2 separate regions of the Homo sapiens genome follow, and region 2 is linked to region 1. Evidence: chromatin loops called from intact Hi-C (ENCODE). Cell type or tissue: transverse colon. All regions are shown on one strand.

The links. Hi-C counts contacts between places; a loop is a spot of excess contacts. Peaks named below come from ENCODE experiments on the same cell type or tissue, not always from the same donor. Only the 100,000 strongest peaks of a DNase experiment are listed, where the experiment ranks them.
Region 2: it touches region 1 in a loop (18-fold over the local background); 2 of 110 quality-filtered maps call a loop at or near these places.

The regions. Positions count from the first base shown.
Region 1 is chr6:16,335,166-16,343,165 of GRCh38, forward strand. All of the region lies in intron 6 of ATXN1 (ataxin 1), which reads right to left. Among named protein-coding and RNA genes, the nearest start is that of GMPR, 100 kb to the left of the region's middle. In transverse colon, a CTCF peak has its summit at 4,028 (motif pointing right); DNase peaks (open chromatin) are centred at 2,276 and 3,986; H3K27ac peaks cover 4,880 bases.
Region 2 is chr6:18,136,711-18,144,710 of GRCh38, forward strand. TPMT (thiopurine S-methyltransferase) reads right to left here. Exons shown (of 9, transcript NM_000367.5): 4 at 6,886-7,018; 5 at 2,955-3,007; 6 at 2,253-2,327. Among named protein-coding and RNA genes, the nearest start is that of TPMT, 14 kb to the right of the region's middle. In transverse colon, no CTCF peak of the experiment used is centred here; a DNase peak (open chromatin) is centred at 3,661; H3K27ac peaks cover 1,389 bases.

The sequences.
Region 1 (8,000 bases):
ACTGTCACAATTTCTTCTTGCTGTGTCCTCAGTGGAAACTGACTATTGACCTTCTCTTCCATGTCTATCTAAGCGTGGAGCTTCATGGGGCAGGCCTCTTGGCCCAAAATGAGGAGGCTCCTGAAGGGGACTGAAGGCCCTGTCTAGAGACATCCAGGCCAGAAACCACCAGAGAGGCGAGCTGGGACCTGGCACAACTTTGTAGAAGATGCTGTCTGAGAGCCTCGCCCCAACGCGCTCGGGTTTCCCTTCTCGGCTCTGCACCCCTGGGACATGGGATCTTGCTCTTCACGGAAGTGTAGTGAGTGAGAAGAGAAAAAGCAAGAAATGAAAGCTCGTAATCCAAGCTAGAAGGAGTCCACACGAGGGCCTAAGGACATAAAAAATAAATAATTTTATGTATCTTAATTTTTATCATGAATAAGGAAGGACAGTGGGTTGAATGGTAGATCCCTAAAAGTTATGCCCACTCAGAACCTGGGAATGGCTTTATTTGGAAAAAGGGTCTTTGCAGATGTAATTATGGATTTGGAAATGAGATCATGCTGGATGATCCAGGTGGGCCCTCAATTCAAAGACAAATGTCCTTATAAGAGAAAGGCAGAGAAAGATGTGAGATGTACAGAGGCAAAGGCCCTGTGGAGGCAGAGGCAGAGAGACTGGAATGACGCAGTCCCAAGCCAAGGATCACCCGAAGCTACTAGAAGCAGCAAGAAGCAAGGAAAGATTATCCCCTAGAGCCTATGAAGGGAACATGGCTCCACCAGCACCTTAATTTTAGACTTCAAGCCTCCAGGAGTGTTAGAGAATACTTTTCTGTTGTTTTAAGCCACGATATGTTTTGGTAATTTATTATGGCAGCCCTAAGAAACCAATCCAAATATCTTCCATTTATTGATTACTTATTATACATGCCAAGAACCTTACTTAAATATCTCATTTACTCTTCATAACAAATTTGTGAGGTTTGTATTATTATCTCCATTTTCCAGATAAGGACACTGAGGTTTTCCCAAGGCCATACAGTCAGAGGTAGAACTAGCACTGGAAATCACTTTCTTAGTCTACCCAACCATGATGCGGGTTACACTCACCTCCTGGCTATGGCGATGGCAGCCTCATAGCAAATATGCCTATTTATTTTTCATGTAGAAAAGGGACAGAATGCACAGGGATAAGTAGGGGAAAAGATGTCTAGGGGACCTCTGCACCATGTTGACTAATCAAGAACTGCAGCTGGTGAGACGTTCAGTAAGGAAGAGACTGATCAGTGACCAAGGAAGAGAGGTCAGGATGTTTGTATTTCCCAGGCAAGCAAGCAGGGGACCTCAGGCTCAGCAGCCAAGTTCAAGACCACCCACCCAATTGTGATCCAGGCCATAGGAGTGGTGAGACTGCAGAAGGAGCCTCTGGCACAGGTCGGACGTGAGGAACTGAGAGCACTAACATGCTTTTGAAACAAGCTCTCTCCCTCTAGTGTCACAAGAAGCAAGTTCAAGCCTGCAACCTGGCACAGGCTCCCCTGAGTCCGTGGCAGCCAGCAGCACACACCACATTTTCCTTTTCTTTGAGGCAAGACCTTCCTGGGGGTGGTTGGGTCAGGGGAATCTGCCACTACCACTGCCAGCTGGGACTGCAGTGGGTCAAGCAAAGGCAGGAGAAAAGCAGCCCCACTACTTATATTATCAGCACCACGAATAGTAGTGTTTTTTGACCCCATGCATCTATAGACTTTTTGGGCAATGGATACGACTATACTTGAAGCAATGATTAAAAAATTTAAATCCACCCAAAATAATAGTCTCATTCGGGTGGTCGCTGGCTTGGGTAGCTCTGCGTCCAGTGGGGAGTTGTTCTTTGATTAAGGGCCTTGAAGGGGAGGCTGGAAAGAATTCCTCAAGACACACAGCTGCACTGGCTGCCATTCTGCTGAACTTGTCTGCTTGGCACGTGGTTAAGTTGCTGTCTCCCTTATCCCTAAGTGGGGCTGAGTGATTTGCTACTACCTGTCCACATAATGGAGGGCCAGGCTTCATCAATTCTTAGATTCCTGGCTTCTGCCATTGCTATTCGTAGTGAGCAGATGACAGTTCTGGGGGTGCAGTTAGTGAGCTCTGCCACCCCTGGAAACATCAGGACATCGGCCATGTGGCTGGGGTCCCCCTGCGTGGCTCATGGCACATGTCCGTGAGAGCTGGAGGATCAGCCTGGATGAGGAAGGAGGAGGGGCGGGGCCACAGCTTGGCTGGGCCATCCCTAGAAGCCGGCTCACATGGAAAACGCGCTGCAGTGGCTGTGTAGCCAGTGTCTCTGGCGGCCTGCCCATGCCGGAATTCCTGGAAAGGCTCAAGATGGAAAAATAACCATCTGGATCCAAGCTGGTCCCAAATGAATTGTCTGACAGAGGTTGAGTTGGAGTTTTTAAGAAAAGCTGGAAATGCCTTTCTGTCAAGACCTTTCCTGATTCAATACAGAAGCAAATACTTTTTTGCTTTAAAGCGTAGTGCATTCCAGGTTAGCTACCCGGGGGCACCCACGTTTCTGTTTATCCACCACTCTGGTTGAAGGCTGGGAACAGTTACACAGATGCTTTCCACGCTGCCTGGAGTTAGTGGTTCTCATCCCAGTCCAGACTAACTTGTTTCAAAGTGAGAGGAAGTGAGCCCTCTTCATTATCTTATTTCAAGGACTGATGCAAGAAGATGAAAAGTATTGGCCAAGGTAACACAGTAAGAACTGGGGTCAGGAGGATGAGAACCTGTCACTTTGACTCTCACTTGAATGTTTCTTACCACCACTGTGATAGATCTCACTACCCGATGCATGAAGCATTCACATCCACTGTCCTATTTAGAATATCAAGATAAATATTAATATTATTATTACTAACAATGATGATAATAGATCAATAATATTCCACTGCTATTACTACTAAGGACACACAGAATTGTAGTTAGAGTGGGCTACGCCGTAAGGTAGAGAACAGGTTCAAACCTTGGCTTTACCCCAAACCACCTATGTTATCCATTTTTAAAAATATAATTTTGGCCGGGCGTGGTGGCTCATGCCTGCAAACCCAGCACTTTAGGAGGCTGAGGCGGGCGGATTGCGAGGTCAGGAGATTGAGACCATCCTGGATAACACAGTGAAATCCTGTCTCTACTAAAAATACAAAAAATGAGCCAGGCGTGGTGGCAGGCGCCTGTAGTCCCAGCTACGAGGGAGGCTAAGGCAGGAGAATCGCTTGAACCCAGGAGGCGGAGGTTGCAGTGAGCCGAGATCACACCACTGCACTCCAGCCTGGGCGACAGAGCGAGACTCCATCTCAAAATAATAATTTTAATTTTACTTGCGATTATACATGTGCCCAAGTTTAATGAGGCAAAAATTTCATTTCAACAATGTGTAAAGTTGTAATCTCTGCCTTTAAAATGGGGAAGAATTAACATGCACAGTGCCTAGTATAACACACACTCAGTACATGGTCGCCATCGTAGTTATAATTCAATAAACATTTCCTCATGAATTCTCAGTGATCACCCACACTTATCTGTTGCTCATCTCTCCTGGCCATGATGTAATCAATACAACACCTTCAAACTATCAATTCTTTCAAACATCTGTTTTTTCCTCACATCTGTGATAGAAAAAGAGGAAGTGATGGGTGTTTGAGAGTTCATTTTTTTCTTCACTTGATAGGTGGGATAATATTTATAAGTGCCCAATGTGCAGACCCCTATGCACACCAACAAGAAGGAAGGCAATTCAGCACACAAGCAGAATAAACAGAAAGCTCAGACGCTAAACTCAAGGATGGCATTTCCAGGGAAGGGTTAAGTGCAATGCCTCCGTGTTTCACTCTGCCTGCTTTTCCACAATACTTTTTGGATGAGTAATTCCCAAGACGCATGGTGGGGAAATGCAGAATCCTCCTTCCACATCCCGCAGGGAAGGCTGCCAGCTGTCTACCCGCACACACACTCACGAGCTTCACCACACAACACGATGCAAAGCGCCAGCAACTGCTCCAGGAGGCCTAGGCTGGATCCTGCCAGCCACCAGGGGGCTGGGTTTCCAGGACATTAGACAGCCCCAGTCTACAACAGAGAACATAAAACTCTCCATCAAGTCAGGAAAAAGGTCTCGTGGGAACTGAGGTACTCTGGGAGAGTCTTAAAACTATTCACTGTCCTTGGTGTGGCTGAATGAAAGCAAAGCCAATGCCTCCAGATAATTCATAAACTAACCAGCTGTTCCTCCAGGTGTCACACACTGGCTTACCTTCTATGGTGGTTTCAGTCACTGAGACACTGCACAATTCAATGCTCTCAACTGCAAAGACCCCAAGACCTCCCGGGACCCAGGCTCTCTAAGGCACAGCAGGCAGGACAAGTCACGATGCTTAATTTGTGCAGGCTACAGCAATGCTTTACATATAAATAACAACTAGCATATGATCACCCCATTTCAAAGACAAGGACATTGAAGCTCAGAGTGTAAGTCACTTGCCTAAGATTACATGGCTAAAAAAGGGCAGAAACAACACACAAAAAATCCTAATATGAAAACTTGGGATCTAGTTCTTGGGTTGTGTAGTGGGTCATTAGTGTGTAGTGAAGAATTTTTTTTCTTTTTTGAGACGGAGTCTCACTCTGTCACCATGCTGTAGTGCAGTGGCGTGATCTCGGCTCACTGCAACCTCTGCCTCCTGGGTTCAAGCGATTCTCCTGCCTCAGCCTTCCAAGAAGCTGGGACTACAGGCGCATGCCACCATGCCCAGCTAATTTTTGTATTTTTAGTAGAGACAGGGTTTCACCATGTTGGCCAGGATGGTCTCGATCTCTTGACTTCGCGGTCTGCCCACCTCGGCCTCCCAAAGTGCTGGGATTACAGGTATGAGCCACCGCGCCTGACCATGAAGAATTTAACCTCACCCAAACTCAGGTCTGGCCTTTGCCCCCACCTGTGGGGAGGTGATCTCTCGGCCTCTGGAATGTCCTGCCTCACAGAAGTATGTTTATTGGCCACTGGATGGAGTAACAATGTGATTTATGATGGGGGCTTTGGGCCATGAGGTATACGTTCCAACCTCAGAGGAACTAATAATGAAAGATATTTGCCTGATCTCCAGGAGGGCCTAGGGACTAGAGGTCAGTCATGAGGACAGTAGCAATTGAGCTCCAATAAAAACTCTAGATGCTGAGGTTCGCGTGAGCTTCCCTGGTTGGTGATTCTTCACATCATGGCTGGGAGGAGGTAATGCTGTTCATCACTTCATGGGCAGAGGGCAACAGAAGCCCCATGTCTGGACCCCTCTAGACCTCTCCTATATGCCTCTTACCCTGGCTAAGTTTAACTTGTATCCTTTCCCTGTAATAAGTATGAGTAGAACAGCTTTCAGTGAGTTCTGTGAGTCCTTTTACTGAATTATCAAAACGGAGGGTGGTCTGGGAAACCCCCTGAACTTGCAATTCGTGGTGCAGGCACTGCTCTCTCTAACGTTGTAGTTGGTCACCTTCTTATAGCTAGTGATGGTTATACACTTAAATAGGCCAAGTAATAAAATATAACAACGTTGAAGTAACATCCATCAGCGTTCAGTGATAAGAATGCCTTGTGAAACAATAATTAGGTTAATCTAAATTGGTATACCCCAAACTGTGGCCAGGGAACAGGCAGATGGGTGGTACAGAAAGGAACAGGGATATATATTACTCAGTGTAATGTCACCAGGGCCAAAGGCTCAGAGAAAGCCTCCCTGTGGAAATCTCCCCAATGGCACATACATGTAAGAAGCACTGAGTGGATCAATTTTTGGGGTACAGAGTTCAAAGTGTTGGAGCAATGGGGGAACACATCAGCTAACTTCCGGTGTCTTAATATCCTCAGCCCACTGAGTGAAATTGACTTACTAGAAATCTACCATAGAATACTGAACATCCCAACAGACCAAATGGAGGAGTTGGCTCCCGCACTTGGCTCTGCAGATTTTGGGGACATATTTCCTCCACAATACAAAGGAGGATGCACATGTACCTGGGACACTACTGGTTTCACTGTGTTTGTGGTCATGCTGAATAATGGTGTATCAGTGGCAGCAGCTCTGGCTGAGAGACCAGAACCCTTGCAGCCTTAGTACTAGGGCCATACTCTCTCACCTGCAGAATAAGAAATCAATGCTGACGGCACATCAGACTCACCCAGGGAGCTTTTAAAAACATAATGTCCAGATCTACCCCAGACCAACTGAATAAGAATCCCTAGATGTTGGGACCACCACTGGCATTTTAGGAAATGCACCAGGGGATTCTAATTTGCAGCCAGAGGTGAGAACCTCTGGTATAGAGGATTTTTTTTTTTTTTTTTTTTTTGAGACAGAGTCTCGCTCTGTCCCCCAGGCTGGAATGCAGTGGCGTGATCTCGGCTCACTGCAAGCTCCACCTCCCGGGTTCACACCATTCTCCTGCCTCAGCCTCCCGAGTGGCTGGGACTACAGGCACCCACCACCACGCCTGGCTAATTTTTTTGTATTTTTAGTAGAGATGGGGTTTCACCGTGTTAGCCAGGATGGTCTTGATCTCCTGACCTCTTGATCTGCCTGCCTCGGCCTCCCAAAGTACTGGGATTATAGGCGTGAGCCACCGCACCCGGCTGGTATAGAGGATCTTTAAGCCCCCTAACTCCATCTGTCCTTGGCAGTATGTCTCAGTGATTTTTTTTTTTTTTTTTTTTTTGAGACGGAGTCTCGCTCTGTCACCCAGGCTGGTGTGCAATGGGTGCAGTCTCGGCTCACTGCACCTCCCAGGTTCAAGTGATTCTCCTGCCTCAGCCTCCCAAGTAGTTGGGATTACAGGTGCCTGCCACCACACCTGGCTATGTTATTTTTATTTTTATTTTTGGTAGAGACGGGGTTTTACCATGTTGGCCAGGCTGGTCTCAAACTCCTGACCTGAGCGATCCACCTACCTTGGCCTCCCAACGTGCTGGGATTACAGGCGTGAGCCACTGAGCCCGGCCTGTCTCAGTGATTTTAATTACAGCAGCCAATCCTTTTCCCCACTTTGCCAACACAAAAGTCGTGTTCTAACCTCCTTTAATCATACTTAAAATTATATGCTATGTCCACAATGAGACACCACTTCACACTCATTAAGATGGACATTATATTCTTTTTTTTAAAAAAAAAAACAAAACAAAAATGGAAAATAGCAAGTGTTGGTGGAGATGGGGAAACGAGAACCTATGTGCATCGTTGGTGGGAACGTAAAATGATGCAGCTGCATGGAAAACATTTTGGCAGTTCCTCAAAATGTGAAATACAGAATTACCACATGACTCAGCAATTCCACGTCTGGATATCTACCACAAAGCACTGAAAGCAGGGACTCAGATATTCCACACCCGTGTTCATAGCAGCATTGTGCACACGAGCCAAAAGGTGTCAACAACCCAATGATCATCAACAGATGAATAAACTTTAAAAATGTGGTATATCCTTATGACGAGCTATTATTCATCCCCCTCTCCTTACAAAGGAATGACATTCTGTTACATGCTATGACATTGATAAATCTTCAAACATTATGCTAAGTGAAAGAAGCCAGACACAAAAGAACAATATCATATGATTCCCCTTCTATGAGGAATCTAGAATAGTCAAATTTGGAGAGAGCGTAGAACAGGCGTTAGCAGGAGCTGGGAGGACGGGGCAATGGGAGTTGTTTAACGGTTCCAGAATTTCAGTTTGGTATGATGGAAACATTCTGGAGACAGATGGTGGTGATGGTTGAACAAGAATGTGCCACTTAACCGTGCACGTAAAAATGATTAAGATGGTAAATTTCATATTATGCATATTTTGTCACCAGTCAAAAATTTTTAAAAATAAGTATGTCATGGCTGGGCGCGTTGGCTCACGCCTGTAATCCCAGCACTTTGGGAGGCTGAGGCGCGCAGATCACAAGGTCAGGAGATCAAGACCATCCTGGCTAACACGGTGA
Region 2 (8,000 bases), 1.8 Mb after region 1:
GAGGCAGGAGATTCGCTTGAACCTGGCAGGCAGAGGTTGCGGTGAGCCGAGATAGTGCCATTGCACTCCAGCCTGGGCAACAAGAGCGAAACTCTGTCTCGAAAAAAAAGATTTGATTTTTCTCTCATAAAATTTTTTTTTCTTTCTGGTAGGACAAATATTGGCAATTTTTGGGTGAGAGCATAAGGCTGAGGATGGTGGTCCCTTGGGGAATCACGACTTTTAGGCATGCAAGGAGGATGGGAGTTCTGGAAAAGAGATAAAGGAGGAGCAGTGAGAAAAAGAGGGAAACAGGAGCATGAAAATTAAGATGCGGCATGGTCTAATTTAAAAAGATTAGGTTTGGCAGTAAGCCTTACTGATGAAACAATTTTTAAAAATAAAAATCTTATTTCACTGATGTGGAGCCTAACCTGTTTTTTTTTTGGTTGTTTGTTTGTTTTTTTAGATGAAATCTCACTCCGTTGCCCAGGCTGGAGTGCCGTGGCACAATCTCGGCTCACTGCAACCTCCACCTGCCGGGTTCAAGCAATTCTCCTGCCTCAGCCTCCCAAGTAGCTGGGGCTACAGGTGTGCGCCACCAAGCCCAGCTAATTTTTGTATTTTTATAGAGATAGGGTTTCACTGTGTTGGCCAGGCTGGTCTCGAACTCCTGACCTCATGATCCACCCACTTCAGCCTCCTAAAGTGCTGGGATTACAGGCGTGAGCCACTGCGCCCAGCCTCCTTTTTGGCCAAGTGATGAGTCTGCTCCATACAACTAAGTAATTCAATATTTCCATGCTATATCCAAGTAAGCACATAAATGACATTATTTTAATTGAAAGAGTATACAGATGTGGTCACATTTTACTCAGTATGCTTCCTCACTCATATTTTAATTTTATTTTCTAACAAGACTCGGTATAATAAGAATGGTCATCAAAAACATCAATAACAATGCTTCAATAATAACAGCTCTCATTTATACAGTTCTTTAGAGATGACAAGGTATTTCCTACATATTTCATTTCTTTCAATTCCCACAAAAATCCTTTGAGGTAGTCTAACAAAGGGATCATGAGTGTGGACTTTATTTTATTTCATTTTTTTGAAATGGAGGGTCGCTCTTGTCGTCCAGGCTGGAGTGCAATGGCGCCATCTTGGCTCACTGCAACCTCTGCCTCCTGGGTTCAAGTGATTCTCCTGCCACAGCCTCCTGAGTAGCTGGGATTACAGGCCACCACATTGGGCTGATTTTTGTATTTTTAGTAGAGATGGGGTTTCACCATGTTGGCCAGGCTGGTCTCGAACTCCTGACCTCAGGCGATCCGCCCACCTTGGCCTCCCAAAGTGCTAGGATTACAGGCGTGAGCCACCACACCCGGCCACAAGTATGGACTTCAAAGCCAAACACTCTGGTTTTGAATCTCAACTCTGTCACATACCAGCTGCTTAACTTTGGACAAGTAACTTAATCTCTTTGACCTCAGTTTCCTCATCTGTATAATGGAATAGTAGCTTATACCTTACAGAATTAAATGTTAAACCACATGAAATATTTTGATTTTTTTGTTTTTTTTTTTTTTTAAATATTTTACAGACAAGGTCTTGCTCTGTCATTCAGGTTGAAGTGCAGTGGTACGATCATAGCTCACTGCAGCTTTGAACTTCTGGGCTCACCCTCCTGCCTCAGCCTCCCAAGTAGCTGGGACTACAAGCACATACCACCACGGTCGGATAATTTTAAAAATATTTTGTAGAGGTGGCGTCTTGCTTTGTTGCCCAGACTGGTCTCAAACTCCTGGGCTCAAGTAATCCTCCTGCTTTGGCCTCCCACAGTGCTGGGATTACATGTATGATCCACCATACCCAGCCCACATAAAGTATTTTGAACAATACCTGGAATAGGCAAGTGACCAGTAAGTATTACCTGGTAATATTAGTGGAGGTGGTGATGATTGTGTTAGTATTACAGAAATATTCCCATTTTGCAGGAGTAAACCAAAGCTTAGAGAAGTTGAATACTTGGACCAAGGCCACACAGCTTGAAAGTGATTGAGCCACAAGCCTTATAGCCTTACACCCAGGTCTCTGTAGTCAAATCCTATACTTTTTAGACAAAGCTAGTATTGGATTTAGGTTTTTATAAATTCCAAACATAATAACCTATTTCAAACTCATAGAAGTCTAAGCTGATTTTCTAGAACCCAGAAAAAGTATAGTATACTAAAAAATTAAGACAGCTAAACAAAAAAAGAAAAATTACTTACCATTTGCGATCACCTGGATTGATGGCAACTAATGCTCCTCTATCCCAAATCATGTCAAATTTGCCAATATTTGTCCTACCAGAAAGAGAAAAAACATTTTATGGGAGAAAAATCAAATCTTTAAGAAGATGAGCAGCGTCCCCCATGGTGCATGCTGGTACTTCAACAATCGTCAAGGTATTAGGATCTCACGTCTGCGTTTCCTCCTAGAGGAATGTGTGGACCTGGGTGTGGAGAGCTGTCCATCCCCTCATGGTTTTAGGAGCCTGTGGCAGCAGCCTCCCCACTCTGTTATGATTTGGGGACATGAAGAAGGAACAAAGGACAGTGTGCAACAACTCTGCCCCCAGCCTCTGGCTCAGGTATCAGGGACTTTCAGGAGATGAGCTCTTATCTCCCTTGGCTACTTGAAATTCATTTCTATTACAGGCCCAGGTGCAAGGTAGAAGACACTGTCTTACTCACCTTTCTTTTTCCCTAGCTGCCTCAGTTTCCCATAGTTTGGGAGCTAACCAAAGACAAAACACATTAAAGTGTGCAGACGAGTGTGTAATAAAAATATCTGCAGAACAGACATTCAAAAAAATGCTTTGTGGATGTTACACAGGAGGAAGAGAGTGAGGAAGACACCTCCACTCCCATGCCTGCACTGCCTGGCAAGCATTCAAATTTTTTAAAGTGCAGATGTAGTATTCAACCTACCTGGGAAGATCAAAAATACTGCAACAGTACAATGAAATGTTCCCCGAAGAACTCTGTAATGAAATAATGAAAAAAAAATTTTTTTTTTTTACTTAGTAAGTACTTGAATAGTCAAGGAAAGAGGGCCAAGCAAAGCAAAAGTTCTAGGGAAAGAATGTGTTAATTAAACATAATTAAAGTAAATAATTTTACTGCACTTTATTGGCACCTTATTTTTTTCTTTTAAAACCTGTGCGAGGTTCTTTTGGGCCAACTCAGAGGAATATCACAGAGGACAACTTTGAAGATCAGTTGGCTGTTACTCACTTCAGAGCTTGCTATAAAATTCTAACAATGTTTCCTCGAGCAGAGTGATATTTTTACTCTGCTAAAGATAAATCTGCAGGTCAACCAATTATCAGGCAGGGTGGTACTGAAAAGTCAGGTATTTTAAGTTATTCCAGAAATGTGCAATTGTGCTGATTCTTCCATTTTTGCTCATTCATTCAGCCAATGAGCATTTATTTGCTGAGTACCTAATAGACAAGACATCTATCCTGGGTTCTTGACAGTAGATTTGAATTCGACACAGTCTCTGACCACAGTGAGGACAGACTAGAGCAGAGAAGCGTGGGCACAGAGAACATTACAATCCAGAATGGCCTGCTCTGTTGTGGTTCTGTGCCTGCGAACTATGTGAACACAGAAGGCAGAGCAGGGGCCTGCCTGGGAGCATCAGGGAGACTAAACAAAAGGTGACTTTTGGCCAGGTGTGGCAGCTTACACCTGTAATTCCAGCACTTTGGGAGGCTGAAGCAGGCAGATCGCTTGAGCCCAGGAGTATGAGACCAGCCTGGGCAACATGGCAAAACTCCAACTCTACAGAAAAAATTAGATGGGTGTGGTGGCACACACCTGTAGTTCCAGCTACCTGGGAGGCTGACATGCGAGGGTCACTTGAGCCTGGGAGGTCAAGGCTGCAGTGAGCTGTGATTGTGCCACTGCCCTCCAGCCTGTGTGAGAGTAAGACCCTGTCTCAAAAACAAACACTTGGAGCAAAATAATCCTAAAAAATAAACAACAACAACAAAAATCAAGAGAATAAAACAAAAAAAGAGGTGACTTTTGAAAGGGTGACACTCTAGGGTGTGGACTGGGGGCACACTCCAAGAGGGGGCAATATAACATAGACTTTAGGATCCTGGGAGCTGGGGTGAAGGGCAGTGTAGGAAAGGTGTGTCAGCACACAAGACTGCTAGATTTTATTCTGAAATGAGGTCCCCACACAGGTTTACAAGTAGAGGAGGAAGGGTCTTTGACAACCAGCCTGGGATCACTGGGTCAGCCCAGAGATGGGTGGGCCTGGAGGCAGGAGAACAGCTGGATCTCAACTTTGCCTGCAGATTGGAATCAAGGGGAGCTTTAAACAGTACTGATGCCAGGGCCCTACCCCTATAGATTCTGATATAATTGGCCTGGGGTAAGACCTTTGGATTGGGAATTTTTATAAGATCCAGAGATGATTTCAAATGTGCAGCCTGGGCGGGGAACTGCTGCTCCAAGAGGGGCCTGGAAGCAGGACTAGCCCTTTTTGGACTGAGTAAACTCCTTGGATTCTTTAATGCTTTGAGAATGAGGTGGGAGGAAGATGTGAAATAAAAAATACCATCAAGCTTCCTACTGATCTGAGCAACAATTTTTTTTTTTTTTTTTTGAGACAGAGTCTTACTCTCTTGCCCAGGCTGGAGTGCAGTGGTGCGATCTTGGCTCGCTGCAACCTCCACCTCCCAGGTTCAAGCGATTCTCCTGCCTCAGCCTCCAGAGTAGCTAGGATTATAGGTATGCACCACCACAGCCAGCTAATTTTTGCATTTTTAGTAGAGATGGGGTTTCGCCATGTTGGCCATGCTGGTCCTGAACTCCTGACCTCAAGTGATCCACCCACCTTGGCCACCCAAAGTGCTGGGATTACAGGCATGAGCCACCATGCCCAGCTGAGCAATTAATTTCAATATTTAGAAAAGAGTACTTTGTGAGACACTGAATATACAGATGGACAATAGATCCTATATGACAATACAACTCTGACCCCACAACTGATTCAGGAGTTAAGAAGAAATTACTAAGGCAGATAGGGAGGATACGGAAGGTTTTCCTCTTAATGAAAAGCAGCCTCAAATCATTTTTCCTTTCTAACAAAGAGCAGCCTATAAAATCGAGCTGCAGACATAGATGCCGGCAGTTTGTGCCAATCATGTTCAAAATGGTGGCTCTATCTTCCCTTCTCTGTCAGCCACCTGTAGAGTAAGAAGCAGACAACATGGTGCCAGCGAAGGGAAGAGTTCATTTGCATAATAAGATTAGGGTGGGGCGACCAGCCTTCCCAGCACGTTATGTAAACATCACACTTGATCAAACCAATCTGTGAGCCCTATGTAAATCAGACACTGACTCCTCAGGCTGCACTATAAAATCCGGCGCTTCTACACCTGGCAGGTTTTTTCCTCTCGGAAGTCCCCTCTCTCTCACTAAAGAGAGAGCTGTTTTATTTTCTCTTTCTCTTTTTTTTTTGCCTATTAAACCTCCACTCCTGAACTCCTCATGTGTGTCTCTGTCCTAAATTTTCCTGGCACAAGACGACGAACCTGGGGAATTTACCCCAGACAAGGTAGCCACTTCACAACCTCTGCAGTGACTTGGTCAATGACTGCCAGCTTCCCTGATTTTTACTACCACACTTCTTCCAATTTAGGATCAGCCAGAGAAAGGCAAACATGCTCCCCAAACCAATCACATAGGATGCCCCGTTCCTAGTTGCCCACCTCCAGCTTCCCTGTGCCAACAGCCTCGCAACAGCACATGCCGGGAGCTTTTACTTTTGTCCACTTTTAAGCTTCCCCACTCCTCTGCCTGCCTTTGAGTCTCTGCCAGATTCTCTCTGCTTGTTCCCACTTGGGTAGTGTTTGTTTATTTACACTGGCTCATTCTGCTCACAGCATAAAGACCACTCCCAAACCTATCATTTTGAGCCCAAACCTCACTCCATGCTTCAGACATAAAACCTTCACCACTCCACAGGTCCCTTAAACTCATCATCTCTAGAAAAAGATTCATTCTTTCTGCCCTTCTCATTTATTCTTGACCATCCAGCCAGTCATCTGAGCCAGAAATGTGAACTCATCGCTCCTTTGGTCCTCATTCGGTCACAGAATCCTGCGGGTCTATCGTAAATGTTGCTTTAATCCATCCTAACCACTCTCTATGCCCCATCACTCTCCTTGCTCAGGGATTCATGATGTCTTTCCTGGACCACTGCCATAGCCTCCTGTCTCTCTGCCAGGAGGCTACTTCCCTTCAAATCACTTCCTATGAGGCCTCATGGGTGATTTAAGTAGTATCTTCCCGAGGTGTCCAAGACCATGGACCCAGGCCCTGCCTGATTCCAGCTCTATCTGTCACCATGCTTCAGGAAGCACCGCCAGGTTGGGCAGGTAACTCCCATCTCTTCCCTTAATACCCTGTGTCTTTACACTTAGCTCCATGCATTACAAATAGCTTTGTCCCTGTTTCTCTTCTCTCCTAAACTAAGAGATTCTTTAGGGGTGGGAGTGAGGGGGGTGTGCTGTGTTATCTTTATCTCTTCAATGTCTTAGGCAGGGTCTGGCACATGATGGGTTCTCAGAAAATGCGTGTTAATAAAAATAAAACAAGCCTAAAAGCTTGAGTACAGAGAGGCTTTGACCTCAGCTTTTATATACATATGTCTATACCTATTTAGGTAGCTATCACCTATATTTTTAAGCCCTTGCTTCTTATACTATATAGTATCTACAGTGAATCTGCGTGCTAAATAGGAACCATCGGACACATGAATGGTATCCTCATAATACTCACACTGAGAAAAACTTTTGTGGGGATATGGATACAATTATTTACCCAAATCAAAACAAACCTTAAATACTTTGGTTCCAGGAATTTCGGTGATTGGTTCTTCTGAGTAAGAAAGATTCTGCTCTGTAAAAAATTCTTGTATCCCAAGTTCACTGATTTCCACACCAACTACACTGTGTCCCCGGTCTGCAAACCTGCATAAAATCATACATTTACACTTAAATTATGTTTTCAAATGACTAAATAGAGGGTTATATTAGAGTAAGCATATATTTTCTTTAATTTAGAGGAATTTATATGAATTCAGGTTCATAGGGTTTCAAAGAACATGCAGGAAAGCAGATCTATATTATTTTCAAACCTTATAAAAATTCTGAAAAACTGACTTATATGAATTCAGGAAACAATAAAAATTTGGAAAATTATATATATCTTTTTTTATGTATGAAACAGTTGGAATGTAATTATAGATATATAACAAAATACTGATTTAATACAAATTGATTTGACTAGAGGAAATGCTTTTCAATTTCTCTAAATCAGCACTGCCCATTAAAATTTTCTGCATTGATGAAAATGTCTATATCTGTCGCTGTCCAATAAAATAGGCATTAGCCACATTGGTTCCTCGTGATTGAGGAACTGAATTTTACATTTTATTTAGTTTACATTTAAATAGCCACATGTGGCTAGTAGCTACTGTACTAAAGTGAACAGGTCTAGAACATTAGCACTCATTTGTATACTAATCTTGTAGTTTCCATTTGCTTAAAATAAACACTATCCAAAAATTTGTATATTTTATCATATACAAATAGCATTGTCCTGGTAATTTTATTTATTTATTTATTTATTTTTGAGACGGAGTCTCACTTTGTTGCCCAGGCTGGATGGAGTGCAATGGCACAATCTCGGCTCACTGCAATCTCCACCTCCTGGGTTCAAGCGATTCTCCTGTCTCAGCTTCCTGAGTAGCTGGGATTACAGGTGCCTGTCACCATGCCTGGCTAATTTTTGTATTTTTAGTAGAGACGGGGTTTCACCATGTTGGCCAGGCTGGTCTCGAGCTCCCGAACTCAGGTGATCCACCTGCCTCAGCCTCCCAAAGTGCTGGGATTACAGGCGTGAGCCACCACACCCGGGCTTTTCCTGGTAATTTTGAGGAAAAGAGGAAAA